Regions from separate parts of the Homo sapiens genome. Here region 2 is linked to region 1. The links are chromatin loops, found by intact Hi-C in ENCODE. Cell type or tissue: natural killer cell. All regions are shown on one strand. Each heading gives the region's core, and the rest is flanking DNA. Links, peaks and the distances in the headings are about the cores only. Region 1 overlaps CHST11 (carbohydrate sulfotransferase 11). Region 2 overlaps CHST11 (carbohydrate sulfotransferase 11).

What was found. A loop is a pair of places that touch in the nucleus more often than their neighbours do. Peaks named below come from ENCODE experiments on the same cell type or tissue, not always from the same donor. Only the 100,000 strongest peaks of a DNase experiment are listed, where the experiment ranks them.
Region 2: it touches region 1 in a loop (3-fold over the local background); 1 of 110 quality-filtered maps calls a loop at or near these places.

The regions. Positions count from the first base shown.
Region 1 is chr12:104,513,242-104,524,313 of GRCh38, forward strand. All of the region lies in intron 1 of CHST11 (carbohydrate sulfotransferase 11), which reads left to right. It also overlaps the pseudogene LOC124903004. Among named protein-coding and RNA genes, the nearest start is that of CHST11, 62 kb to the left of the region's middle. RefSeq lists an enhancer at 7,209-7,258 and a silencer at 10,090-10,384. In natural killer cell, for the core only: no CTCF peak of the experiment used is centred there; a DNase peak (open chromatin) is centred at 6,220; H3K27ac peaks cover 804 bases.
Region 2 is chr12:104,685,285-104,701,189 of GRCh38, forward strand. All of the region lies in intron 2 of CHST11 (carbohydrate sulfotransferase 11), which reads left to right. Among named protein-coding and RNA genes, the nearest start is that of MIR3922, 100 kb to the left of the region's middle. RefSeq lists a silencer at 2,659-2,854 and enhancers at 6,733-6,812, 10,438-10,577. In natural killer cell, for the core only: no CTCF peak of the experiment used is centred there; a DNase peak (open chromatin) is centred at 10,487; H3K4me3 peaks cover 23 bases.

The sequences.
Region 1 (11,072 bases), core at 3,073-11,072:
ACATACACAGAGAGAATACTGGTTGCAATAATTTCAGAGACAGTTAAAAGGTGATATTTTCTATATTCAGAGATTATTAAATTCGTTAGCAAGAGGAATGCAGTTCAGACTTCTCAGATTTGGGAGGTAAATCTCCCCCACCCCCAGTGTTTGCATTTGGTTTGAGTGTCTTAATTACCATTCCAGAACGTTTGTGAAATTAAGGTGGAAAAAAGAATTCTGGCTTAGGTACTAACATATAACCTTTGTGTGTTTATTATGAAGCCTTCATCTTTAAGATTCTCGTTTGCAATCCTGGGCAACACAACCAATTTTCTGTGTCATTAACTTTTTCCTGTAACACCAAAGGGCAGGAGGATGCTGGTCTCCACCTTTTCTTTCTCCAAGGCAAGTTGAACGACCATCTGTGCCATAAGATGGATGAGGCCCAGTGATCCTCTTGTTGATTTGGTATTTGTGTCTTCCCACAAGAATCTTTGCTGATTCCAATGCTCGATTCACTGGAATACTCCCTGCTGTTCTCTGAATTGATGATGGATTAGTTGAGGTCTTTGTATTCATTATTGGCAAGGTTTCGAGACAGTCCCTTAAGTGCAGGAAGAATTCTGGCAGTGGCGTCAGAAGGCCAAGGCTCGGCAACCTTGGATAAGTCACTGTCTGAGTCTGTTTGTGTTGCTATAAAGGAATACCTGAGGCTGAGTCATTTTTAAAGAAGAGAGGGTTAGAGCTGGGCGAGTGCTGTGGGCTTAGCAGGGGCTGCAGGGCAGTGGGAGTGCAGACTTAAAAAATGCAGACCCCCGGGGCACTACTCATTTCTCTAGCTCTGGTTTACTGTGGTACCAGGGGTCTAATCAGGCCTGTGTCTGCCTCCTTCTTGAATAGCCCAGAGAATTCATCTAAACAGCCTTCCTACAGCAGTTCCCTACTCCAGGTGGCCACATAGGAGTTCCAGACCAGTGTTGTCTCCGGGGACATTGACACAGCAGCCAAGTTTATTGGTGTTGGGGCAGCCACAGTTGGTGTGGGTGGTTCAGGGGCTGGCATTGGAGCGGTGTTTGGCAGCCTGATCATTGGCTGTGCCAGAAACCTGTCTCTCAAGCAGCAGCTCTTCTTCTATGCCATTCTGGGCTTTGCCCTGTCTGAGGTCATGGGGCTCTTCTGTTTGATGGTTGCCTTCCTCATCCTCTTCACCATGTGAGACTCTGTGGGGGTCACCTGCCTGTCCCTGCTGCTACGACTCCATACCATTACTGGTGCTGGGATGTGCTAAGCTTTACAACATTTCTCTAAAAAAAAGAAAAAAGAAATAGAGGTTTACTTGGCTCACGGTTCTGCAGGCTGTACACGAAGTATGACGTCAGTGTCTGCTCTTGGTGAGGGCTTCAGGAAGCTTCCACTCAGGATTGAAGGCAAAGAAAAACTGGCTTATCACATGGTGAGGGAGGGAGCAAGAGAGAGAGGGGAGGAAGGTACCAGGCTCTTCTTAACGATCAGCTCTTGTGGGAACTAACAGAGCGACAAGTCACTCGTTACCCCAGGATGGCAAGGTCTGCCCCCATGACACACTAGGCCCCATGTCCAACATTGGTGATCACATTTTAACATGAGATTTGGAGGGGACAAATATCTGAACTATATCAATGAGTCACTTTGTGCCTCAGTTTCCTCAGCGGTAAACTGGGGTAAAGAAGGATATGAAGAACCAATCTGTTAGGGTCGTTCTGAGGATGAATGAGATGGCCATTGTGAAAGGACTCTGGGTCGTTTTAATGTGGTGTCGTATTATTGGATGAAGCATCTAAGTTCATGACTGAATCTAGCCCGTCTCCCGCTTTTGTATAGCCTGTGAGCTAAGAATTGTTTTTACATCTTAAAATGGTTGGGAAAAAAAAATCAAAAGAAGAACAATATTTCTTGACACATGAAAAGTCTATGAAATTCAGATTTCAATGTCCTTAAATAAAGTTTCGCTGGAACTCAGCCATGCTCCCTTGTTGGCGTACTTTCTGTGCCACTTTTGTGCGATAATGGCAGAGTTGAATAGTTGCTCCAGAGACTGAATAGGCCTGTGAAGCTGAAGGCACTTATCTGGCCCTTTACAGGAAAAAATGTGCCAGCCCCTGATGTAGGACAGTGGTTATTGTTCATCTTGTAGCAAGGTGAATCGCGTTCTACACAGAGGTCTTTCCCTCCGATGGTGTTAAAGCTTGGGGAAAGCTAAGGCTCTCAAATTTCTGAGGAAGAAATCAAAGCTAGTTTGTTTTTTCATTCATTCATTCATTCATTCATTGTTTCACCAAATATTCTTTGAGTTCCTGCTGTGTGCCAGACACTGTTAGGGGTGGTAAGGAAAATGCAGTGACACAGGAGAAAATGCCTGCCCTCCTGGAGCTTACAGTCTAGGGGGAGGAGTAAGATAATACACAAATAAAAACTCCTGACCCGCCTGAGGGTGATGGATGATATGGAAGGGCAGGGGGAGAGAGTGGGGACTATTAGGAAAGGCCATACTGAGAAGGCCATAGGTGATGTGAAGGAGGTGGGGTGTGAGCCCTGAACCTACATGATGGGGCTGGGGCAGCGGGGAGTCTGCTTAGGCAGAGGGCGAAGCAAGTTCAAAAGCCTTGGGGTGCAAGCATTGGAGATGGTCAAAGGAGAGCAATGTGCATAGAGCATTTTTGTGTGTATTTTAATTTCAGCATTGGCTACAGAGCTGTGGTAATCTGATATGTGATCCTGTTTTAAAAAAATTATTTTATCTTCAGAACAATAGGAAACACGAAGGGAGACCATGTAGTGCAGTGGTTAAGAGAAGGAGTTCCAGGCAGATAAGAGTTGAAGCTCAACCTTGGCAGTATTGACATTTAGGGCTGAACAAAATCTTTGTTGCTGGAAGCTGTCCTGTGCAATGGAGGCAGTTTAGTAGCATTCCTGGCCTTTACTCACTAGATACTTGTTGTGATAACCAAAAATGTCTCCAAACAATGTCATATGTCCCCTAGGGGCAAAATTGGGGCAAATGTTAGTTGAGAGAGCAGAGACCCTGACTCTTTTTGTCTCCTGTTCACCTTTTCTTCAGCAGAGAGCACGGTGTCTGTTCATATCCTGGTGAGAAGTATACGATTTATGTGATTGGCTCAGATCCTTGTGTTAAAATACAAGCTACTAAAATGGTCATCTTTGCAATTTTTTCATTGCCTTTTTTTCTCTTGCTAGTCATCATCCCTTATGTGAAGCAATGAGGTGGATATCATTTCCTCCATCCACTTTTAGGCGTGGTTGGAATTGGAGGGCTTAAGGCTTACGAAAAGTGCCTGAGCCCCTGAGTCCATGCTTTTGGCCCATCTGAACTCCAGGAGGGGAGACATACAGATAAAAGAGTGAGGTGCTTTTATAGTGTTCCTCTGAGGCTCCCTGGTAACATGCCATCCATTGAAAATTGGCCTCTTTGCCTGGGGGAGCCCCTAGGATGAGTTGATACCTAAGTCACCACTGGGCATGCTGAATTAAAGGCATGCCTTGCTGTAAAGAGGAACGGAAGCTCAGGGCACCAAGCAGAAGGGGCACATTAGGAGAGCCTAGCAGAAATGTATTTTTGAATTTGTGTGCCCTGTTGGGCTCATTTGGATTGATTTCCTCCACTCTACCTTCTATCCTATGCCTAAGTTGATCATGGAGCAAAATGTTCCTGTTTGTTCTTCCTTCTAGAGTTACGAATGGTAAAAAGGCAATAACTGATGTTTACTGAGCACTTCTTATGTGCTCTAAGCTCTCTTCATGCATTCTCTTTCCCCCCTTCCAAATCCTCTCCATCATAGCTGTTACTGCCACTTAAAGATGAAGGAAGAGCCTTGAGAGGTTTAGTAACATTCCCAGGCTGAGTGGTTAAGTAACTGGGGGAAGCTGGAATTTGATCTCTGCAGCCTTTTTTGTCTGTAAAATCTTGGGTGCACTGTAAGAGAAGCCCAAGAATTGTCCAGCGAAATTAAAACTGCACCCCAAAGTTCAGCGCCTGGGCTCCATCCTCAGAGCCTTTTATTGCACCCGCGCTTGGATGGGTGTCTTGAAGCCGATTTAATCCTGGTCTGTCTACACAGGGGAGCAGCAAGCTGTTGACAGCCTCATTTTATGGTCATCAGTGCCCTCTTCCTTCTGAAGCTTGTCAATTTTAATGTCTGGAGAACCAGGGGGTGGTGTAGGGGCTTCCAGACCCCTGTTTGCAATCATCACTTGTACACCAGAGCTTCTCACACTTAGATGCATGTGGAATTCCCTGGGGTTGGAGTTAAGTTGCAGGTTGTGATTCCATAGGCCTGGCCTGGGGTCTGATCCTGCATTTGTAACCAGCTCCCGGGTGATGATGTGGAGGTGGGTGTCCTCTGGCCACACTGAAGTCCCTAGTTCTAGATGCCATCACCCTCACCCTACTTCAGAGGCTGTACCAAATTCTTAGAAGAGAAATTTTGCCTCAAAAGCGACCTGGGAACCTGACCTCAGGAAGAATTTCATCTCTGTGGGAATGTGGAATCGGAGTGATAGAGGTGAATGACAAGGATGTGGTGTTCCTTAAGCTGACTCCTGATGAGCTTGGCGAAATGAAGCCAGACATTTTATAATTGGTCCCTTTTCTTTGTGTAGTGTCTAACACTTTTTGAATACCTACTGCATGTCAGTGCCTTTTCCCACTGAGGATCGTACTGGATAACTTTGGATCTAAGGTCGCTTTGGCAGTGAGAAGTTCCCGCCTCTGAGTCAAGACCACCTTTGAGTCCAGAAATGGTGGCTCACGCCTGTAATCCCAGCACTTTAGGAAGCTGAGGTGGGAGCTTGGCCCAGGAGCTCAAGACCAGCCTGGGCAACATAGTGAGACCCTTACTTGACAAAAAAATAAAAAAATTAGCCAGGCGCAGTGGCACGTGCCTGTAGTCCCCGCTACGTGGGAGGCTGAGGCGGGAGGATTGCTTGAGCCCAGGAGTTCAAGACTGCAGTGAGCCATGATTGTGCCACTGCACTTCAGCCTGGGTGAGAGAGCGAGACCCTGTCTCAAAAAAATAAACATAAAAATAAAGACCACCTTTGAGTTAGCAAGTATGACAGGAGCGCGTGAGTAGGAAGGAGGGAAGATTCGGATGATACACATGTTATCATGCTGTATTTCCTTCACTAATTATATGGGCTCGGTAAGGGATATTCAGAGGTTGTCAGTTGCCTTTGTGCCAGATTCAGTTGGACTCTGATAAAGACCTAGGCAAATACGATGTCTGTGCACCGTGTTCTGGGAAGCACTTTGAAGGACCCCGGGCAGATTCACTGGCATAGTTAATACACCCCGGACTTTCCCTCGCCCTGCATATGGTGGCTTATGAGAAGAAAGCGAAGACTAGAAAATCATTTGTGTGTCACTTTGCAGGAAAAACACTTCAGGTAATGAGACAGGATTTGAGTGGGAAGGTGATTATAACCAACCCTTCATTCATTTTCTACAAAATAGTCAACATGCAGTCTTCCAAGCTGCATAATGAATATAGCATCCTTTAGCTGGGGATGTTGGGAGGATTTATTTTTTATCTGTGATCCAATATTAATTTGCCTTAAACAAAAGAAGCAATTTACTGTGTAATTCTGAGGTTTATGGTGTTTCTACTAAGTCCTTTCATCTTTGAAAGATGGTGTTATGCATTTTAATAGAAACCATTTTTTTCTTAAAATCTTTTCTTTTTCTTTTTTTCTTTCTTTTTTTTTTTTTTTAACTCTTTCTTCTCTTCAGTCGGATTATAGAGTTGGAGCAAATGTCATGATGAACTTTGAGGCCTAGGCCTGGACTCTTGAGGTGTGTGTGTGTGTGTGTGTGTGTGTGTGTGTGTTTCTTTCTCCATAATAGTCCCAACCCTAAACAGGGGTATGGCACAGTACTTCTTATGAACAAAAGTGCTATTGGTCTACAAGGGGACTTGAGCCTGCACTAATTGTATTTGATTAGGATTTTTGTGCTGTCTGTATGATGTTTAACCACACTGTCAATTACAGACTTCCTTTAAGGAATTTCCAGGAAACCCCCTTACCATAAGAGTTTAAATTAATAGTTTGCTAGTTTAATGACAGCAGTTGGTAAAGGAAGCACCTTTCAGACCATTAGCTAAAGCCAACTTCCTTTAAACTTAAAGGAGGGCACAGCATGATAGATGGAGATCTGCCCCAGTGCGTCATCATAAATGCCTCGAGGCAGCCACAGGATGGGTTTTGACCTCAGTGGGGATAGGTTTGGTTAGAGGGTTGGGTAGAACCCCCTAACCTGTAGAAGAATCTAGAAAAGTGAGATGAACGCCTTTCTCTTAAGGCTGTCACTTGTCCAATTCCAACTCCCTCTTTAGTAACCACCTCCCTGCCTCCCAGCGAAGTGACCCCAGGGAGCCGGTTATTATGGCCCTGCTTGATGGATAATTACTGGTTGAGGCTTGATTTGACACCAGCATTTTGCATGATAGCCTGTTAGATTTGCTTGGCTCAGATTGATATTTTCATTCCTCTAAGGCTGCAGCATGGAAACATGGTTGAGTGGGGTTTGCCAAGATGGGATGATTTCCTGTGCTGTGGCAGGACCAGGACAGCTGTTCTGAGAACTGTTTCGGCAAAGCCTTCACAGTTGGTTTTGTTGAAGGCTTTTCTGCAGGTGCAGGGTTGGTTCCTAAAGGACAGTAGTCTGGTTTTCCTAGGAAACTACTTATGGAGAGTGCGTGTGTTTAATTTAGGAGGCACAGCTGTGCAAGGGACTGGGACTCCATCAGGGAACGGGGTGCAGGAGCTCCATGTTCCTTATGTCTTAGCTTCATTCCTAGTTGCTGGCGTCGGAACTGATCAAAGTTGTCTGTTGTCTTTCTGCACACCCATGCTACAGGCAGTAAGGGATGAGGCAGCAAAACCAGTTCACTGCTCATCAGCTGGGGAGGCTTCAGGACAGTCTCTGAACTACTGAGCATTAGTTTCTTTATCTGTCCAATGGGCCCAATGGCACCTGCTCTGCTCATCTCTCAGGATCTTACATGCCACATAAGCTAATGGAGAAGTAAATGCTTTATAAGCCTAAAGGAATGGACATGGGTGCATTCAGTGAGAGGCAGTAGGACTAATGGTTAGTGATTAGTTTGCTAAGTAGGAGCAGCAGTTGTTAGTGTAAGAAGGGCGGGTTAGTACATGGGTGGTGGTCAGGAGGAGCACCACTGCTGCTGCTACTTAGCCACTTGTGTAACCTTTTTTTTTAAACAAAACAAAACAAAAAAAAACAAACCTCTCAGTCTGCTATAGGATAGATTGTTCCAGCATCTGAAATTGCAAAGCACTTCTTGAAGGGGATTCTTAGGATGGCGTAATTTTGTTCACTCATAGGATCTTCTTCCTGGGGCATGATCCTAGCCATGTTCAGGATAAGCCCTGAGCATCAAGCTGGTGCAGTGAAGTGTTCTGTGGCTGGAGGCTAAATCTGTCCCAGGCTCACAGCATGGGAGCGGGGATGGCAGGGGCTTTTGAATTCCCTTGAGGGCACTTGGCCTTTGCTTGTATCTGCTCAGGAAGTCAGACAGTCTGCAGCCAGTGGCGTGTGCAGCCACCCCTTCTGTTCTCTGACCCTGGAGGCTTGTGGTCCATTTGTTTTAAAGGTGACTGTCTGATATTCCTTTGGAATACGTGAGTCCGGTGGGAAAGAATAGAACATATTCTGAATCTTAATGGTGGATTTAAAAAATCTATTTAGAGAATCTGAGCACTTAATTAGACATGTCTTTTTTTCCCCAGCTGCCCTAATTAAATAGTAATCATAATAAGGATAAGGATAATAGTTGATCTCAGTATCCTGTCTCCCAGTGAAGTTGCTCAATACATATTTGTAGATGAATGACTTGGAGATCCAAAGGAAGGTTCAGAGATTTGCCATTGTATTCGAGTCTACCCTGGTGGGACCTTTAAGGTGAACATTCTTCTTCTCTGGGCCTCCACCTTTTCCCTTCCCATATAACTATTTTCTCCTTATCTGCATGCTTTTCTGCAATGCATATCCGCAACAGGTGAGCCTGGGTGAATATGATTACATGCAGGTTGGTTTTTCTCCCTTCTTTGTGGTCCGCGTTTTGGGATTAAATCCCCCTGCAGACTTTTGTCTGGTCAGCCTGGTTGTGACTGTGGATCTTGGTTTCGTATACTGTCAGAGATGGCAAGGAATTCAAAGATGATGTCGTTTTACGTCTTTATTTTATAAACTCGGGCCCAAAGTGAAATGACTTGCCCAAGAATACACTGAGTGAGTGAGGTGGTCATAGAGAGCTAGCTCTCCTGACGCTTAGCTCAGACCTAATTCCAGGAAGGTGACTGCATCTAGCTTCTGCCCCAACACATCCTGGGAAGAAATGGTATCCTGCTAAGAGAATGAGGGCTGGATGGAGGTGTCCTGCGTAACGGTGTCAAAGTACTTCACTCTGTCCTCTGGGGATCCCACAGTGATTCTTTGATTCTATGCCCACTGAGGAAAAGTTGATTTGAGTCTACTCCACTGTTTGATTGAAATGGGCCTCTTCTGTCCCCAGCCTGGTGAGTCGTATCTTGTTTCCCTGCCAGTGGGCATTTTCTGCCTTTATCCCCGCTCATGGCTGCTGAATGGGTCACCCAGGCTGGGGCAGGCTGAACTACAGGCTAATGAAATTGTTTGGCCTAGTTCCTGCTTGGTGGTGAAATCTCAGACAGGATCTTATCACCCTCTCTGTGCCCGGAAAATTCGACTCTCCTGGAGCTTATAAAATTGGGATGTCTGTTTCCACTAGCATTTCTTTCCCAGTTATATTAATCAATAATGTGAAATTAAATCAAGAAATTCCTTATGCCGGCACTGGCTTCTCCAATACATTTATCTCTGTATTCTAGTATTTGCTTTGGCTCTTTTTCTCAGAAGGGGATTTTTCCACACAATTTAGGAGCACAGAGCGAACTTCCTGGGAAAGCCTAGAAATTCAAACATCCTTAGCTGCATAAACTTGGGAGTATCAGTATATCTCACTGAGCCGTGTTATTTTTAATCTGTAAAATGGGCATCAGTGTGCCACCCTTGCAGATGTTGTAAGGATTACATGAGATTGTATGGTGTGTAGGATACACCTCACTTCGTGTTTGGCATTTAGTGGGTCTTCATGTGGAGGTCCGAGCTTTCAAGACAGCCTTTTGCCTGATGTAGATGTATTTACGTGTATTGGTGTAGGGTTCTCAGGCAGGCTTGATCATCAGAATTACCTGGTGTACTTTAAAATAATCCCAGCATGAGCATCAGATACCAGGGTTCCCCCAGACCACTCACTCATCCGAATCTCTGGAGATGGGCCCTATGTTCCATCATTTTATTTTATTTTTCTATTTTTTTTCAATATTTTTGTAGACGTGGCGGGTGGAGGGCTGGTCTTGCTATGTTGCTTGGGCTGGTCTTGAACTCCTGGCCTCAGGCAATCCTCCTGCCTCAGCCTCCTAAAGTGCTGGAATTACTGGTGTGAATCACTGCGCCTGGTCCTATCGCATCATTCTGAAAGGCTCCCCCTGTGCTATTTTGAATCCTCAGCCACATTTGGGGACCTCTGTAGGATGGGTTTTATTTTTTCTCATCATCCTTGATAAAGGCAAAATGGTGGTATGGTATAGAGACTTGAGGATTTCAATCTGATCATTTTTTCATGCTTGATTTGGGCTCTGTTCACAGCAAGTTTGTTGGGATAGGTGGGGTAGGAAAGGGGGACAATTTAAAAATAATCGTCTAATAAGAGAAGCTGTGATGCTTGACTAATTAGAAATGGAGAATTTGCTTCTTAAAAAGGCAATCTTCATAGTACTAAAGACAACCAGATTATATCTGTTCAGGCCACCATAGGGTTTGCCTTCAGATGCAGAAACTTATCTCTGAGATGGCTTTAAGATGGAGTGGTGAGAGTCCACATTGAGTTTCCTATCTGTTTCCAGATGTGTGGGTGGGGTTTCTTGTCTCTGTCTCTGTCCCTCCTCCTCTGGCTGGCTTAATACTGGGAGAATTCTTTTCGCTTCCTGGAGGACCCACATGCTTTGGAGTGAGGGAAGCCAACTTGAATTCTGGCTCCAATCCTTAAATCCCATCTGGAAGTGTCATATAGATGGGATCTGTTCCCAGCTTGGAATCTACCTGGGTATAACCTGGCACTCAACGTGTGGCCTCAGATGTTTTTGTTGAGCAAAGAGAAATATATCAGAGAAAGATGAAAAAAACCCCAAATCAGGAAATCTGTCCATTTCCACTTCCTGATTCTGTGACCTTCAGCAAGTCATTGAACCTTAGAGAGTGAGCCTTGGTTCCCTTATTTGTGAAATGGAGTGCTCACATTCCTTTCCTTAGCTTTCTCAAGTGAAATAATATTTTATGTAAAAATGCTTTTGTAAAACCGCAGAGCAGCCTCACCCTTACTGTAAAAGGAATATTTTGTTGCTTGTTAGAACACTGGCATTTACTCAGCATTTTTGCTGGTTGTTTACCTGTTATCTCTCTCTGTGTTAAACATGGAAAATTATTTGTTTATAAGTTTTCTTTCTGCTTTTTAGTCTTCTGGGAACCCTGCAGTGCCTAGGCACTTTGAGGAAGGGTTTTCTGGAATTTCACATGGGTTTCACCTCACCCTATCCACATAGCTTGTCTTTAGAAGTCCCTATCTCCCTGTGTTTTCTGGGGTGAAAGACAGAAGCTCTGATCTGCAACCTCAAAGCTGCAGTGTTCAGGAAAGCCAGATATTTTTGTTTTCTTTCTTTCTTTTTTTTTTTTTTTTTTGCCTCTCAATTGGAGTCATATAGTGCTGCAGCAAGACTTGTTTTCTGGATTAGTTACTGACCCAAAGTATTTTTCTTGCGAATAAATGTTGCTTCCCACCACAGTGACTCGAGAATAGGAAGGACACATGGAGAGGATTATAAATAGGTTTTGGTGCCAACAGATAGGGCAGCCTTCCAGAAAAATTATTTGCATTCACCATGTGTTTGTTAAATGGGCAATTATGGAGTGTACAGTTGCTAGCATTTGTTTGCCT
Region 2 (15,905 bases), core at 7,063-15,062, 180 kb after region 1:
GCTTGAAATTCTGCTCTTCTATCCCTTGATATTTATATATAAGCAAATTAGGTTGTTTGGTATAAGAAACCTAAACTTATTTTATGACTTTTAATGCAGATGCTCATCTCAAGTTACACAGGTGCTTTTTATTGAGAAAAGTTATACCATGATTTATACCAATGATAAATTTTGAACACCTTTTCTCCATTTTTGAATATTCATCATTAAGACATAATGTATGGGTTGGCGACCAGGGATTCAAATACTCATTAAATGTGTGACCTCAGGCAAGTCTCTCAGCCTAGTTGAGCTCCATTTCCATCACCTAGATGAACACTTGCCTGTAGGACTACTGTGAGGATTATATGTTTAATGTATGTGGGGTGCTTGGCACATAATAGCACTTAATAAATGCTATTAGGGACTATTCTTGTTATGGTTGAGCCGGTGAAGAATTTTGTGTGAGAGATTGTGTCTGGACTTTCATTTGGAGCAAGTTAGGTCAAAATAACAGCTCCTGGCACTGCTGGTGCTGAACATGTGTTCTCTGCCTATTCCCTTGCTGAGACATGAATTATTAATATTTTATGCCATTTATTCCTGTGCTATTTGGGGACTTCTCTGGCAGACTCTGGTGTTTTCTGATGGTTCCAGAAATTCGTGCAAAACATTTCTATAGGCTGGGCACAGTGGCTTACACCAATAATCACAACACTTTAGGAGTTCAAAGTGGGAGGACCACTTGAGGCCAGGAGTTTGAGACCAGCCTAGGCAGCCTTAGTGAGACCCTCATCTCTACGAAAACATTTTTAAAAAATTAGCTGGGCATGGTGGTGCATACCCGTAGTCCTAGCTACTCAGAAGCCTGAGGCAGGAGAATCGCTGGAGCCCGAGTTTGGAGGCTATAGTGAACTATGGTCCCACCACTGCACTTCAACGTGATCACAAAGGGAGAACTCACCTCTTAAAAAAAAAAAAAAAAAGACAACATAGTGATTCATAGGGTTGACCTGACTTTTCCTAGGAGTCTAATGGACAGCTGCTTAGCCGCTGATCCAGCGCTTGGCTGACTGATTCCAGGTGCCAGAATGTGGGACAGCTGTGCTCTGAGAGAGAGTCCTCTGCTCACTCAGGTGCAGAAGACAGTAAAGACTAGAAAGTTGGTTGATGATTGCTGGAATAAAGGATGAGAAACTTGAATCTGGTACTAGGCCCACACAAATTCAGTTACTATGTGTCACTTCCTGTTGGCTATTTATTTAAAATTGTAGGACTTCTGGACAAGATTTGCAACTGTGGCTGCTACTGTATCAAAAGTTACAAAGTAACTGCTAAGTAGAGCCTTTAGTTTGTTGTTGTTCTGGTTTATTTTATTTATTTGTTTTGTTTGTTTGGTTGGAGACGGAGTTTCATTCTTGTTGCCCAGGCTGGAGTGCAGTGGCGCGATCTCAGCTCACCGTAACCTCCGCCTCCCAGGCTCAAGCAATTCTCCTGCCTCAGCCTCCCAAGTAGCTGGGACTACAGGCACCCGCCACCACGCCTGGCTAATTTTTTTGTATTTAGCAGAAGCAGGGTTTCACCACGTTGGTCAGGCTGGTCTCAAACTCCTGACCTCAGGTGATCCACCCACCTCAGCCTCCCAAAGTGCTGGGATTACAGGTGTGAGCCACCACACCTGGCCATTCTTGTTTCTTTTTGTTTTGTTTTAAAATTGTATATTTTGGATCAGTTTGCATCTCTCTCTCTCTACAGGGATTGGTTTGAGCATTGTGCAGGTCCCAACTGCCAAGGCTCATGGTCCTTCTGTATAGATGCCACAAACCTACAGTTAACACAGCAACCTTTCTGGCCTTGCCAAGTGCTAAGAGTGGTTGCAATAGGGCCTAGGATTCAGAAGTTGCACTGGGCAGTCAGCAGGGCCCATGCCCCTCACCAGCTCTTCTGGAACTATTTTGTTTTTTTAGCATCCAAGTGCTTTACACCTTGTTCTCATTTGGGTGGTCAAGCCAAGGGTTGTTGACTGAATTCGTAAAAGCACCTTACACATCAGAGGCACTAAGTAAATGTGTATAAATCCTGGACAATACAGCAATAGTGATGGTTAATAACAATGGTTCTCATTTATTGAGCACTTACTATGTACCACACACCATGTGAAGCGCTTTACCTGAGTTATCTCATCTCACCGTCCAACCACTGCATTAAGTAGATGCTGCAGTAGCCCTTATTTTACAGATGAAGAAAGAGGCCAAAGAGCTTAAGAATTTGCCCATAGTCATAGCTGGGAAGCCAGAGGCAAGGATTTGATTCCAGGGTAGTCTTTAGACAAAGACCTGGGCAGTGAGGAGGTACTTCCCAAAGACCTGGGCAGTGAGGAGGTTCTGGGAAGTGAGGAGGTACTACGAGTTGAAATGAGAAGATAGATGTCAAGGCCAGTTTAGCTCAAGATTCTTTTTTAAAGAAATGGCCTTTCCTGCCTAGAATGATCCTGTTTCAAACAGCGGCCCCCGCCCCCCCCAAAATTTTTTTTTCCCTTTGCAGCTTTGGATTTTAGTAACACCAACAATATTTCCTGGAGAAATACTCCAGATGCAGTTTTCTGGTACAAGGGAAGCTGTTTTCATACCGTACCAGCATTTCACAGTTTAATGCCGTTGGGTGAGGGTGGCGGTTGTTATTCTGTGTTTCCTGCTCTCAGCCAGTGTGTGGTTCACACTTGAATTTGGCAACAGTGTGGTTGTGTTTTCTGTGCATCACTTCCCTGCATGGCATCAGATGGGCCTTCTGATTCTTAGAAAACGCAAAGATGTGGTCATTTGTGTGGCTGGAAATTGGCATCCCTGTGTGCGCGTTAAGAACGCCAGGCTGTTGCAGCAGAGGAAAACAATAGGGACCATTTTAAAATGAGATACAAGTGTTCAGGTGACTGTTGCTGTGGGATTTTAACTCTGGATGAATAGCTTGCTGTTAGGGTGGGTACTGACAGATTCCTGGAGCTCTTGTTCTGATCCTTGATCACAAATGCTTTCCGTCTAGATTGACAAGTTGAACCTTCACAGCAACCCTGTCTGGTGGGCGCCACTCCACCCATTTTATAGATGGGAAGACCGAGGCAAGGAGAAGTAACTCACCACTAGTCCCTGAGCCAGTAGGTGGTAAAATGAGATGTGGCCCCAGATAGCAAGGCTCAAGAGCCCCTGAGCCTACTGAACTATAGGGCTAGATTGACGTATTGGGAAGTCTTCTGAATAAATTGCTTCTTCCTCTCACTTGTTTTGCTAGAAACATAAATTAATGTTAAAACATCAACCTGAAACGTGTATTTAAAAACCTGTAAGATATTCTCAAGATAATCTTCAGAAATATGTGAAAAATAAAATGTTAAGGATCCTTAAGGATGTTCACACAGGTATTATTTCTAATAACAAAAAATTGGAACTAGACAGTAACCAAAATAGGGGTGTGGTTAAGTATATTCTGTCACAGCCATATAAGGAAAATGTATAGAGCCCTTAAGATGATGTTGTAGCATAAAGTTTATGGACATGGGAAGATGTCAGTTACAAGCCATTGCTACTGGGCATGGTGATGAGCCTGCAGGCCCAGCTCCTCAGGAGGTTGAGGCAGGAGGATGGCTTGAGCCCAGGAGTTCGAGACCAGCCTGGGCAAGAAGGGGCAAGAAGGAGCAAGAGGAGGAGGTGAAGGAGACAAGCTATTGTTAAATAAAAATAGTAGACTTTTTAATATAAGTATTATATGATACAATTCTTTCTATATACACACATTCGTGAAAGAACATTTCTAGGACAAATGTCAAAATATTAACAGTATTTCCTTTAGGTGTTATGGTCTATTGTGATGTTCTTCATTCTTTTGTGACTTTCTCATTTTCCTTCCAAGCTGCCTGCAATGAGTAAGGATTAGGAAAAGAAATTTTTAAGACCAAAATAAACCTTGGCCTCAGCCAGAATCCCTTCCTACCCAACCTGAAACCTCAGGGCCATAAATCGCCTGCTGCCTCCTCAGGTGGACATGCTTGCTTCCAATCGAAATACAGTGGAAGCTTTTTCCATGGCCAAGGATAGGCCCAATGGCTGTTCTATCCCATAGCAGGCAGACGCCTGAGACCCTCGTTTGTGTGTTATGCTCTGTTGAAGATGGGGCAGAACATACTTCCCAGCAGCTGTGAGGCTGAGACGAGGTGAGCAAGTCCTTTTGAATTCTCTTTCATGCATTCATTCAGCAACCTTGTATCATGCACTTACTATAATTACGTGATTAATCATTGCAACTACATTTATGTGATTCTTCTCCTTGCCAGGCACTGTGGTAGATGCTGCCTTATACCAGTGCCCAAGGCGGCTAGCATACCTGCCTGAAGTTAGAGACGGGGTTGGGGAGACAGCTGTCCTTTAACAATGGAGAGATTTGGACTGTCCTGGGAGAGACAGAGCCCTATGAAGACCATCATGGGAACATAGAGCCTAACACAGGCACTGTCTGCTTAACTAGACAGACAAGCCCAGTTCCCTCTCTCCTTCCCCCTCCCAATACTGTCCCCAGCTCTGCCCCTGGATGCTCTTCCCCATTCCCCTCTGCTGTGGTCTCTCCCCCGTCTCTTCCCTTTCCTCTTTCACAAAATGTCTGTGCATTTTTTTTTTACTTAAAACCACTACGCAAAAATCATAATTTAAGTCAAAACTGGGTCGATTCAACCCAGAGGGGATTTTGCATGACATTCTCAAGAATATTTTCAATTTGTCTAATATCAATTGTCTCCCCATTCAGGTGGGCTCACACTCTTGTGACGAAGGTGAAGATTTAAAAATAATTTATTCCCATGTAGCCACAGGAAATCAATTGAGCAGAGAAAGGATTGAGCAGAGCAAGCGAGATTTAGTTTTCATTAAAATAACACAGTACCTATAAATAAGGTGAGAATCCAGTTAATAGCTTTCTATTAAAGTGGAGTTGACGGAAAGAATTGCATTGGAAGGATTTTGTTTTGGGACTCCGTGAGGATTTAAACATTCCCTTCCTGTCTCTGGGTCTCTGTGCATTCTGAAGTTTGAATCATTTCATTTGTATTTCTCTTTTCAATTTGCTAAAAACTATTCTTAAAGTTGCATCCATTTGTCGCTTCTTGTTGGGTAGGAATAAAAGTCGATTTCTGATCCCCTCTTATATGAAAAATGGATGCATTAGGTCCAACATCTGAGGTCTTCCTCTGGCCAGTCATAAAACAATGACAAACAGGCTGCTTGAAAAGAGATACGAGACTGGGCGCGTTGGCTCATGCCTGTAATCCCAGCACTTTGGGAGGCCGAGGAGGGTGGATCACTTGAGCCCAAGAGTTCTAGACCGGCCTGGGCAACATGGTGAAACCCCATCTCTACATAAATAAATACAAAAATTAGCTGGGCATGGGGGCATACGCCTGTGGTCCCAGCTACTGGGAAGGCTGAGGTGGGAGGATCATCCAAGCTGGGAGGTTGAGGATGCAGTGAGCCAGGATTGCACCACTGCACTCCAGCCTGGGCAACAGAGTGAGACCCTGTCTCCAAAAATAAAAATAAAATAAAAGAGATATGAGCAAGAGAATAAAAACAGAGTGATCGGGGAATGTCAGACCAAAACAGGATTTTCACAAGTGCAGCTTACTCACTGTAGTTACTGCATATCAGAATCATCTTTGGCCAGCATCAAAGACTGGTCTTTTCTTGCCTGAAAGAATCCATTATTGGCTATGTTGAAAAAATTAGGTCATGTATAGACTCTTACCATCTTCTTTCCTCCCAACTCTCACCAGGTCTGGGGTCAAAGATGTGGGTTCTAGCCGCAGTCCTGTCCTCGAAGAACAGATGGCCTTAGACAGGTCTCCAGGTCCTCAGTTTCTCTACTAAGAAAATGTGCCAGTGCCCAATAAGGCACGGGAAGGGTTGGTTGGTTCAGCCCGTTCTGAACTGCCTTTCAGCTCTGGATGGGCTGTGAGGATGTGATGTTCTGTGTCCTGTTGTCTTTCACCAGGGAAGGGTGCCTAGAGAGGGCGTCAGGTGGGTGCTAAAGTGAGAGTTAGACTTCCAGTTCATCCACTGTTAGATGAGCACAAGCCAGCATTCCCCAAAGCATGCTACCCACACCAACCATTTTTCTCTTAATGGTGATGTGTCTATTTTAAAGAATACTGGGGGCGGGGGGGAAACCAGGCACATTAGAGGCACAATTTTTTTTTTTTTTTTTGAGATGGAGTCTCACTCTGTCGCTAGGCTGGAGTGCAGTGGTGTGATCTCGGCTCACTGCAACCTCCAACTCCCTGGTTCAAGCGATTCTCCTGCCTCAGCCTCCCAAGTAGCTGGGATTACAGGCATGCGCCACAGTGCCCAGCTAATTTTTTTTTATTCTTCATACAGTTGGGGTTTCACCATGTTGGCCAGGATGGTCTCGATCATCTGACCTCATGATCCGCCCGCCTCAGCCTCCTAAAGTGCTGGGATTATGGGCGTGAGCCACCGCCCCCAGCCTAGAGGCACAATTTAACACAGGTATTGTCACCTAAGGGCAGGACAAGGGACACCAGGCTTTGGCAACCAGCCTCATGCAGACCAGACGAATTCCGAGTGTGTGGCTTGGTACTTGGATGTGTGACAATGTGGTGAGTGACTGCTGTTTAGGAAGTCACTGCCTCAGGAAACCCTTTCTCTGCTAAGCTGCAGATTCTCTGCAGAGCAGTGCCACACTACAGACCAGACCTCAGCGTGTCTCCTTGTTTTGACTTTATCATCACTTTTAAATACATACAATTGAGAGCAAGATGATGAAGTCATTCAAGGATTGCATTTCTTCCTGAGTGGAGGACCTGGTTCTAGGCACAGCAACTTCCCCCAAAGCAGCTCCTGTTCACCGTCTCTGCAGTTTCACCCACAGAGCGAACCTCGGTCCGCAGTCCTCAGAGCGTGCAGCCCACGAGCACAGCTGCTCCGACGCATGCAGTGCTCCCTGGCCAGCTCATCCTCACTCTGAAGTCGGGCATTGTCCATCCAGACAATGTGTTTGACTGCCTACCACCTTCAAGACATTGCATTAGGAACCAGGGATTTGGCGTGACCGGCAAAAATAGCTAACACTTTCATAGCATTTGCAATTTGCCGAGTGATGTTTTCAGTGTTTTGCATATATTAACCCACTGAAGCCTTACAAACCTCTGAGGGAAACTGTTGTTATTTTACAGAGGAGAGAATTGAGACACAGAGGTTAAATAACTTACTGTATTAGCCTGCTCTGACAGGCATAATGAAACATCACAGACTGGGTGACTTAAACCAGGGGTCCCTAATGCCCCTGGCCACAGACCCGTACCAGTCCCTGGCCTTTTAGGAACCAGGCCCCACAGCAAGAGGTGAGTGGCAGGCGAGCAAGCATTACTGCCTGAGCTCCACCTCCTGTCATATCAGTGGCCTCATAAGATTCTCACAGGAGCACAAACCCTATTGTGAATTGCATATGCAAGGATCTAGGTTGCATGCTCCTTATGAGAATCTAATGCCTGATGATCTGAGGTGGAACAGTTTCATCCTGAAACCATCCAACCCCGCCCCTCCCACCCCCATCCATTAAAAAAAAAAAACAAAAAAAAAACTGTCTTCCATGAAACCAGTCCCTGGTACCAGAAAGGCTGGGACTGCTGACTTAAACCACAGAAATTTATTGTCTTACTGTCCTGGAGGCTGGAAGTCCAAGATCAAGGTGGCTGCAGGTTGGTTTCTCCTGAGGCTTCTCTCCTTGGCTTGCAGATGACTGTCTTGCTGCATCCTCACTTGGTTTTTCCTCCATACACACACATATCTTATGTCTCAATTTCCTCTTCTTATAAGGACATCAATCAGATTGGATCAGGCCCCGCCCCCCAAAGAACTCATTGTATCTTAATTACCTCTTTCCAAATCTTATCTCCAAGTACAGTTACATTCTGAAGTGCTGGGGGCTAAGACTTCAACATATAAATTTGAAGGGGTCACAGATCAGCGCAACACGCCCAGTGTGACACCACTGAAAAATGGAGGGCTGAGATTGGAACCCAGAGGCCATGCTCTTAAGCTACTATGCCATACCTAGGGTAGCAGTACTATATAATTTATCCTCCAAATTGGGACACTTTGAGAGGGAAGGATCGTCATTAATATTTGTGCTGGGTCAACAGGCATAAGATGAGGCTGTCTCAGGCACACCAGGATGTGTGGTCACTTAAATTACACAACTTCTTAACTCTGACAGAATGGTGCCTGCCCTTGTGGAGTCTACAGTCCACTGGATGGGAGACAAGAAAGTGGCAATGCTAATGCAGCATGCCAAGTGTCAGGACATGGGGGTTTTAAGGGACCATGAGAAGTTGGGAGCACAGAGAAGGGCCCCTGATTTGGTCTCTGGGGGTCAGGGAGGGCTTCCTGGAGGAGGCGACAACTAAGATGAGATTGATGGATAAGTAGGAGTTAGCCAAAGTGAAGTACATAGTGGTGAGAGCTGAGATGGAATGGATACCAAGGCCTCAATCTAGAGATTAGGCCTCTGGGCTCGGGCACACCCCTACTCTCTGGGACCGCTTATATAAAATGAGATACAGTTTACATCAAGGATCTGTCACTTTTTCTTAAAAAGTCAGATAGTAAATATTTTAGATTCTGTGGGCCAAGAGGCAATATCAAGGATATTACATAGGAACTTGTATAGTTACTTAAAACAAAACCATGTAAAAATATGAAAATTATTCTTAGCTCCAGGACCATATTAAAACAGGCAGCTAACTGGATTTGGCCCGCACATTTATCTCAAAGTTTGTGGTCTTACCCAGCTTTATGGCATATCTATTCATCAGAAAGCTTTGCCAGGTATTGTATAGACCATGGGGCAGGGGGTAGCTTGTATCATGGACGTACCTACATTAAAAGCCCCCAAGAGCCAGCAAAAACCCATATTCAAACCTACCTCCACTCTCCAGCCGCAGTCCAGCCCCAGCCAAGCCACTTAACCTCTCTGAATCTGTTTCCTGATCCTGTGGAATGTGGGTAATAGCACTGCTTCTCAGGGCTGCTGTTAGCTGCCTTCTCATTCCTCTTACTCAGCATTCATCAAACACTTATCCTGCACTGGGCGCTGCACCAGGCCCCGGAGTTCAAAGGTGGCCAAGATGCCACTTTTGAAAAAAATGTTTTTTGAATGTGTTTTTTGGTTTTGTTTTGTTTTTGTGGTCATTTTCTTAAAAAACCTGGGTGTGGTCAAGAGCACAGCCCCCTGTTTTGACGCTGCATTAGTGGAGGGAATGAGTTTAACGAAGCGGGTGACTTCACCTGGGTCACCTGCCAGGATTCTATCTGGGGTCACAGTTACTTCAATAAAGTGAAGCAGGAACGAGGCAGAGGGGACATGGGCCTTTGTGAGAATGAACGATGGAAACTCTTTGAACTCCTGGGATAGAAAGGCCAAGCTGTCACTAGAGCTGTTCGTGATGGGAGAGTGATTAAAGCTCGTTGGAGTTTCCTGCCTTCTTCTGGCATCAGAACTTTATGCCTGCTCTGTGTTCGGAACCAGTGCAGCTCCGAGTCCTGAGCTTTGACGTGGGAATCAGATTTCCCTGGGCCTGAGTCAGATTCTGGGCCCCACAGAAGTCAGTGGCTCCCATTTGGCTGAGGGGGTTCCCACCGGACCCTTTGCTGGGTAGAAAACACAGCAGCCAAGAAAGATCTGTTGGTCCTTGAGTCAGCTGTTGAGAAATGGAGCCACAGGGGATGCTGGGGGGTTCTCCGAAGCTTGACACCCTGCCTTCAGATCCTGGCATCATCATTTGGCAGGAACACGTGTGGCCTTTCACAAGCAACAGGATTTCTTTGAGCCTCAGCTGTCCCATCTGTAAGATGGACATGGTGTTGCCTTCCCAACTGGCTTGCCCTGAGACTAAATTTGGAAATTGCCAACATTCCTCGAATGCTCCTTATGTGCCAGCTATTGTGGGGAGGGCCTCAGCTCAGCCCCCTCCAAGGCCTGATAGTTTGAAGGCACTGAGGTAGAGGTTTTGTGTCTGTTCCTAGAATTAGGCAGTTTGGTTCCAGAATCAACATCCTTAACCATTAGATGACACTGTCTGTGAAGAGAAAGAAAACTCATGAAAACACAATTCACAACACAATGAGTGTGTGTGTGTGTGTGTGTGTGTGTGTATGTGTCCTTGTGGTTTGCTTATTGAACAAGCATTTCCTGAGCACCTACTTTGTGCAAAGCCATGGAAACATAAAGATGACTAAGGCACAGTTCCCAGCTGCAAGCGGGGAGCTTCCAGACATTTCTATCTTACCTCAGAGCTAGTGATAAGAATAGGTTCCCTCACTCTCACTTCCACCCAGCATGTGCCTTAGCTTACAATTGATAGATTTTTTTAATTCTGTGACCACAGAGCTCTTTGCCAGAAATGGGGGCGGGGGAAATCCATTACCCAGAAGCGGCCCCAGCTCCCCCTTCACAGCCCTCCTTTCTTGTGGGTAGCTGGCATTGCCACGTACAGAGTAACTTGGACGTGACGCTTCACCGTGAAGTCACACTCCTGGCCTGCTGGGAACAGTGGGGCAGCCCTGGAGGAGCCAACCCGATGAATAACGTTATTGGAGGTGTCCATATAAAGAGGACCTTGTGTAAATAAATGATGTGACCCTCCCACCCCCACTTTGGCAGGGCTGCGGAGCTGAGAAAGGGAAGCACAGGAAATGTGTTTATTTTGCCTTTGCTGAGCAGTCGTTCTGAGGGTACACAATGCAACATTAAACCCCAGGGGAGCCTCCTAGGTATGTTAACTCGCCATCTGCATGCTCCCTTTGCTGTGCAAAGAGCACAGAAATGGTTTCCAAGCCTTCTGTTTGGCTCCCACCCACCCTACCTTTTTTCTTTTTTCCTTTTGTCTACTTGGGAAATTTTTGAAGATAAAGTGCAGCAGATGATATAATAAACACTTTTTACTCACCATCCTGAATTCACAAATGTAACATTGTGGCATATTTGCTTCAGATCTTTTATAGATCTGCCTATATAATAGAAATAAACCATCAGGGTCAGGCACGGTGGCTCACGCCTGTAATCGCAGCACTTTGGGAGGCTGAGGCGGGCGGATTACTTGAGGTCAGGAATTCAAGACCAGCCTGGCCAACATGGTGAAACCCCGACTCTGCTAAAAATACAAAAAAAAAAAAAAAAAAAAAAAAACATAGCTGGGCGTGGTGGTGCACACCTGTACACCTGTACTCCCAGCTACATGGGAGGCTGAGGCAGGAGAATTGCTTGAACCGGGAAGGCAGAGGTTGAAGTGAGCCGAGATCACGGTACTGCACTCCAGCCTGAGCAACAGAGTGAGACTCGGTCTCAAAAAAAGAATAAAATAAAATAAACAAACCATCACCAAGGTAGAAATCTCTTTTGAATCTCCTCTTCTCCCCTTCATCCCTGCCTCTCAACCTCTTATGAATTTACAATATAAATTCCAGTGTTTGTTTTATACTGTGACTCCTATATCTGGACCCAGATACAATATGCAACACAGGTTTATGTTTTCATAATTTATGTAGGTGCTATCATACTGAATATATTACTCTTCAATTTGCCTGTTCTGTACAACTATGTGTTTTGATGTCCAGCCCTGTGGATCCCTCAGTCTGTTCCAATTACTGTATCATGTTCCATCATATGATTATATTGCATTCTATTTATGTATCTACCTATAGGTAGACAGATAAATTGCTTCCATTTTTTTATCATTATGAATAACATTGATCAAAGCATCCTGGTGCATGTCTGCCTTCAGATGCACAAGTATAAGTGTGTCCCTATAGTGTGTGTCTCAGGACACCCGCCAGCAGTGGATGGGGACCCCGATTTCCCTGGGTCCTCCTCACTGCTTCGTGTTGACATATTGTGATAGTTAATTTTTTGTGACAATGTGACTGGATTAAGGGATGCCCAGATAACTGGTAAAACATTATTTCTGGGTGTGTCTGTGAGGGTGTTTCTGGAAGAGATTAGTCTTTGAATCAGTAGACTGAGTAAAGAAGAGCTTCCTCTCCAGTGTGGCCGGGCATCCTTCCAATCACTTGAGGCCTTGGATCAAACAAAAAGGTGGAGGAAGGGCCAATTCTCTCTTTTCTTGAGCTGGGACGTCGGAGCTCCTGGTTCTCCGGCCCTCGTATCCAGACTGAATCTCACCACCAGCTTTCCTGGTTCTCCAGCTTGCCAATGACATATCATGGGACTTCACAGCCTCCATAATCACACGAGTCAATTTCCATAATAAACCTCCTCTTATATATGTCTTATATATCCTACTGATTCTGTTCCTCTGGAGCACCCTAACACACAGATGTTTTGTATTTCTTCCCAACTAAGTGGCCTCTCCATTGAAAAAAATAAGAAAATTTAAAACAAGGAGCTTGCTCAGAAGTGGCATGACCTGCCCATGAAAAGGAATGCTTTGTAAATCCCAGAGTTCAACATCATCTTTCCTCAGGGCTCCTGGAGATTCTGGACTCAGGAGCACTTTTCTTTTCTTTTCCTGGGACCATGCACAGTGGCATGGCATGTCAGCCTTTGCCAAGTAAAGGGCGACTTCCTATGGCATTTTTGACCAAGTCTTGACTTTCTTACCTGGGTCATTTAAGAATATTTGGGCCTCTTCTCCCATCTGCTGTCAGCACCTGGTCCAAGCCTCATTACTCATCTCTTGCCTGGATGGGTGCCCTGTGTCCTTACTGGTCTCCTGGCGTCAATGTCCCCTAGTTGAATGCATCAGCATGTTTATTTCATGCAGTCACATATCAAGCCATTTATTCATCCATCATTGACTGGAGCCCTGTTCAGTGCACCCCTGTAACTGTTGCTATGGCCTCTCATTACCTGCAGAACCCAACCCAAATGCCTTAGCCTGGCCATCAAGGCATTTCATCATCCCAACCTCAACCCATTTCTCCAGCATCATCTCCATCTTCTCCACCTCCTCACCCACATGACTCCAAGCACTTGATGACAATGTTCTTGCTCCCTCTGCCAATGTTCCCTGTCTCTACTTGTGAAACACTTTCCTGTCACCTAGAAGTCACTTGGTAAGCTCAGTTCTTACCCAGGGAGCTTTCCTCGGGCTCCAGTGCAGGACTATCTTTTTCCTTGTCTGCTTCCGTAGAGTTATCTACCTATCATCACCTGTCTCTTCAGCTACAGTGCGCGCTCTGTAATTCCAAAGTTCTCACCCATCTCTGTAGTCTCAGGGCTAAGGGCTGTGTCTGGTATACAGAAGGCATTCAATTAAAGCATATTGGTGAATGTCTCCTGACCTTCCTTCCTGCACTTACCAGCTCGGCATAGGCAGTGCTACCACTCAACTGTCTGTTATCTGTTAGAAAGTTTTTCTGCTGAGCAAATTACTGGAGACATGATTGAAGGTTTGTTTAATCTTGAGAAGATAAATTAGTATTTCAAGAGTTTAACATAGCATGTGCAAATGAATATTCTTTATTATTAATCAGGAAGTCTTATCTGTTTACTAAAGCAAGCACTGTTTACTTGGAAACTCTTTTGAATTTACTCTTTATACTTAAAAGTAATTCAATTGAATGTGATTGAATATTGTCTTTAATTCTGACGTAGCTAGTTAAAAACCAAGCTTTTCCTAATCAATATGAATTAGGGAAGACTCTTCACTGGCTATCTGGCCAGTCTCTAAGAAGGCACAATAAATGACTCGGCTGCATTTTCTCAGCTCACTGCTTCCAAAATGACTAGTTGCATTAGAATCCCCTGGAATGCTGGTTAAAATACAAAATCTCAGGCCTCACCCTAGATCTAATGAATCAAATCTTTGGGTGGGGCCTGGAAAGCTGTATTTTTGTAGATGTTCCCCACATGATTCTAACATATACTGAGATTGAGAACTGTACATACAGATCTGTGCTTTCCAGTATGGTAGCTCACGTGTGGTGACTGAGCTCTAGAAATTTTGCCAGCCTGAATTGAGATGTGCCATAAGTATAAAATACAGATTTCAAAGAGTACAAAGAAAGTAAAATATCTCTTTCATTAATATTTGTTAAATATTAATTACATGTTAAAATGATATTTTGGATATATTGAGTGAAATAAATGATTAGAATTTATTCCACCTGCCTCTTTTTGCTTTCGAAGGTGGCTGCTAGAACATTTTAGATTGTAAGTGTGGCCTGCATGATATCTCCCTCTATGGGACAGCACTGGTCTCAATTGTAGGGTCACTGAGGACATGGTGCTTCCCTCCTGGTGGCTTTCGGATAGTTGGTGTTCATTGAATGTCTTTTGAGTGGACAAATGAGTGAATGAGGTTGACGCATAACACGTGGTTTCCACTTACCTACTATGGGACCTAGACAGGCTGTTTCACTTCTCTTATATCTGTAATATAAGCAGAGTAACTGGAGCCCTTTTGTTCACCTGCAGTTGGATCTCAGTGATTTGGGGAAGGATCTTGGGCCTCCACTTGCAGTGACTATAGTCACTATAGCTTCATCAGCAGGGGCGGGAAATGATGCTGCCTCCAGCTTGAGAGTGATGAGGCCAGCACCTCCTGGGAGCCCTCGATAATTTTATCTTCTTTTGCAATCCTTCCCCAAATCTCTTGGTTCCACTCAAAACTAGGAACAGTCCTGCCCACTGTGGCAAGCTGTGGTGCCCATCTCTCTTACAGCTGTCCCCACAGGACTACTATAATTATTCACTTTTATCCCATTGCCTGTAATGCATGACTCAACTCTAGAAATACCAGATTAAACATTTTCTTTTACATTTAAAACACTGGCTGTATTCAAATACTACCCATCTGGTTTTTTTTAAATCAGATTAGAAGTAAATGTCTTATTCTTCCAACTAAATTCCAGTACTACAAGGATAGCAAAACAATGAAACAGTAATACACTGGGGGTGTCGGGAATGCAGCAATAAACATTTATTAAAAATACTGATAGAATAAAATTTTTAAACTACCAAAAATAAAAAAGAAAATCATATGAACCCATTCTGAAATCCCCAAAGTCCTGGAATACAGAAGTGCCTGCCTCCTTCATTATTCCACAGGAGTCACTGTAGGCTTAAATGGCTCTGAAAATTACATATTTACTATGGTGGTCAAAAGAGCAGTCTTCAAAATCCAATCATCTAGGCTCATATCCCATCCCTACATCTTACTAGTTATGTGACTTTGGACAAATGAACTGAGCACCTCAGTTTCCTCATCTGTAAAATGGGGATAATACTAGTAATTAGCTCCTGTGTAAGATGGGAGGGTTATAGGTGACTAATGTATGTAAAGCAATTAGCGTGGTACCTGGCACCTGGTAATACATTCATATTGCTATTGATTGCTGTTTCAAAAACTTTTTCTTTTTGGCACCTACTCTATGCCAGGTATTATTGGATATCACCCAGTATCCCAGAGAAGGGAAGCTTTTTGGGAGAATGGCATAATGAAAGGATTAAGATGTAAACCGACATAGATTCAAAAAAGGAAAAGTTGGGCTGGGCGCGGTGGCTCACCCCTATAATCCCAGCACTTTGGGAGGCTGACGCAGGTGGATCACGAGGTCAGGAGATCAAGATCATCCTGACCAACATAGTGAAACCCTGTCTCTACTAAAATACAAAAATTAGCCAGGCATGGTGGTGCACACCTGTAGTCCCAGCTACTTGGGAGGCTGAGGTAGGGGAATTGCTTGAACCCCATAGGAGCTGGACAGGCAAAATATAGCAACAACAATAATAACACCAGATGCCTGCCATAGTCCAGTCCCATGACACACACAGTCTCATCTCCTCTTTATAACCCCTCCATCTGACACAGATGAGGCTCAGAGGGGTTGAGTAACCGGGCCAAAGTT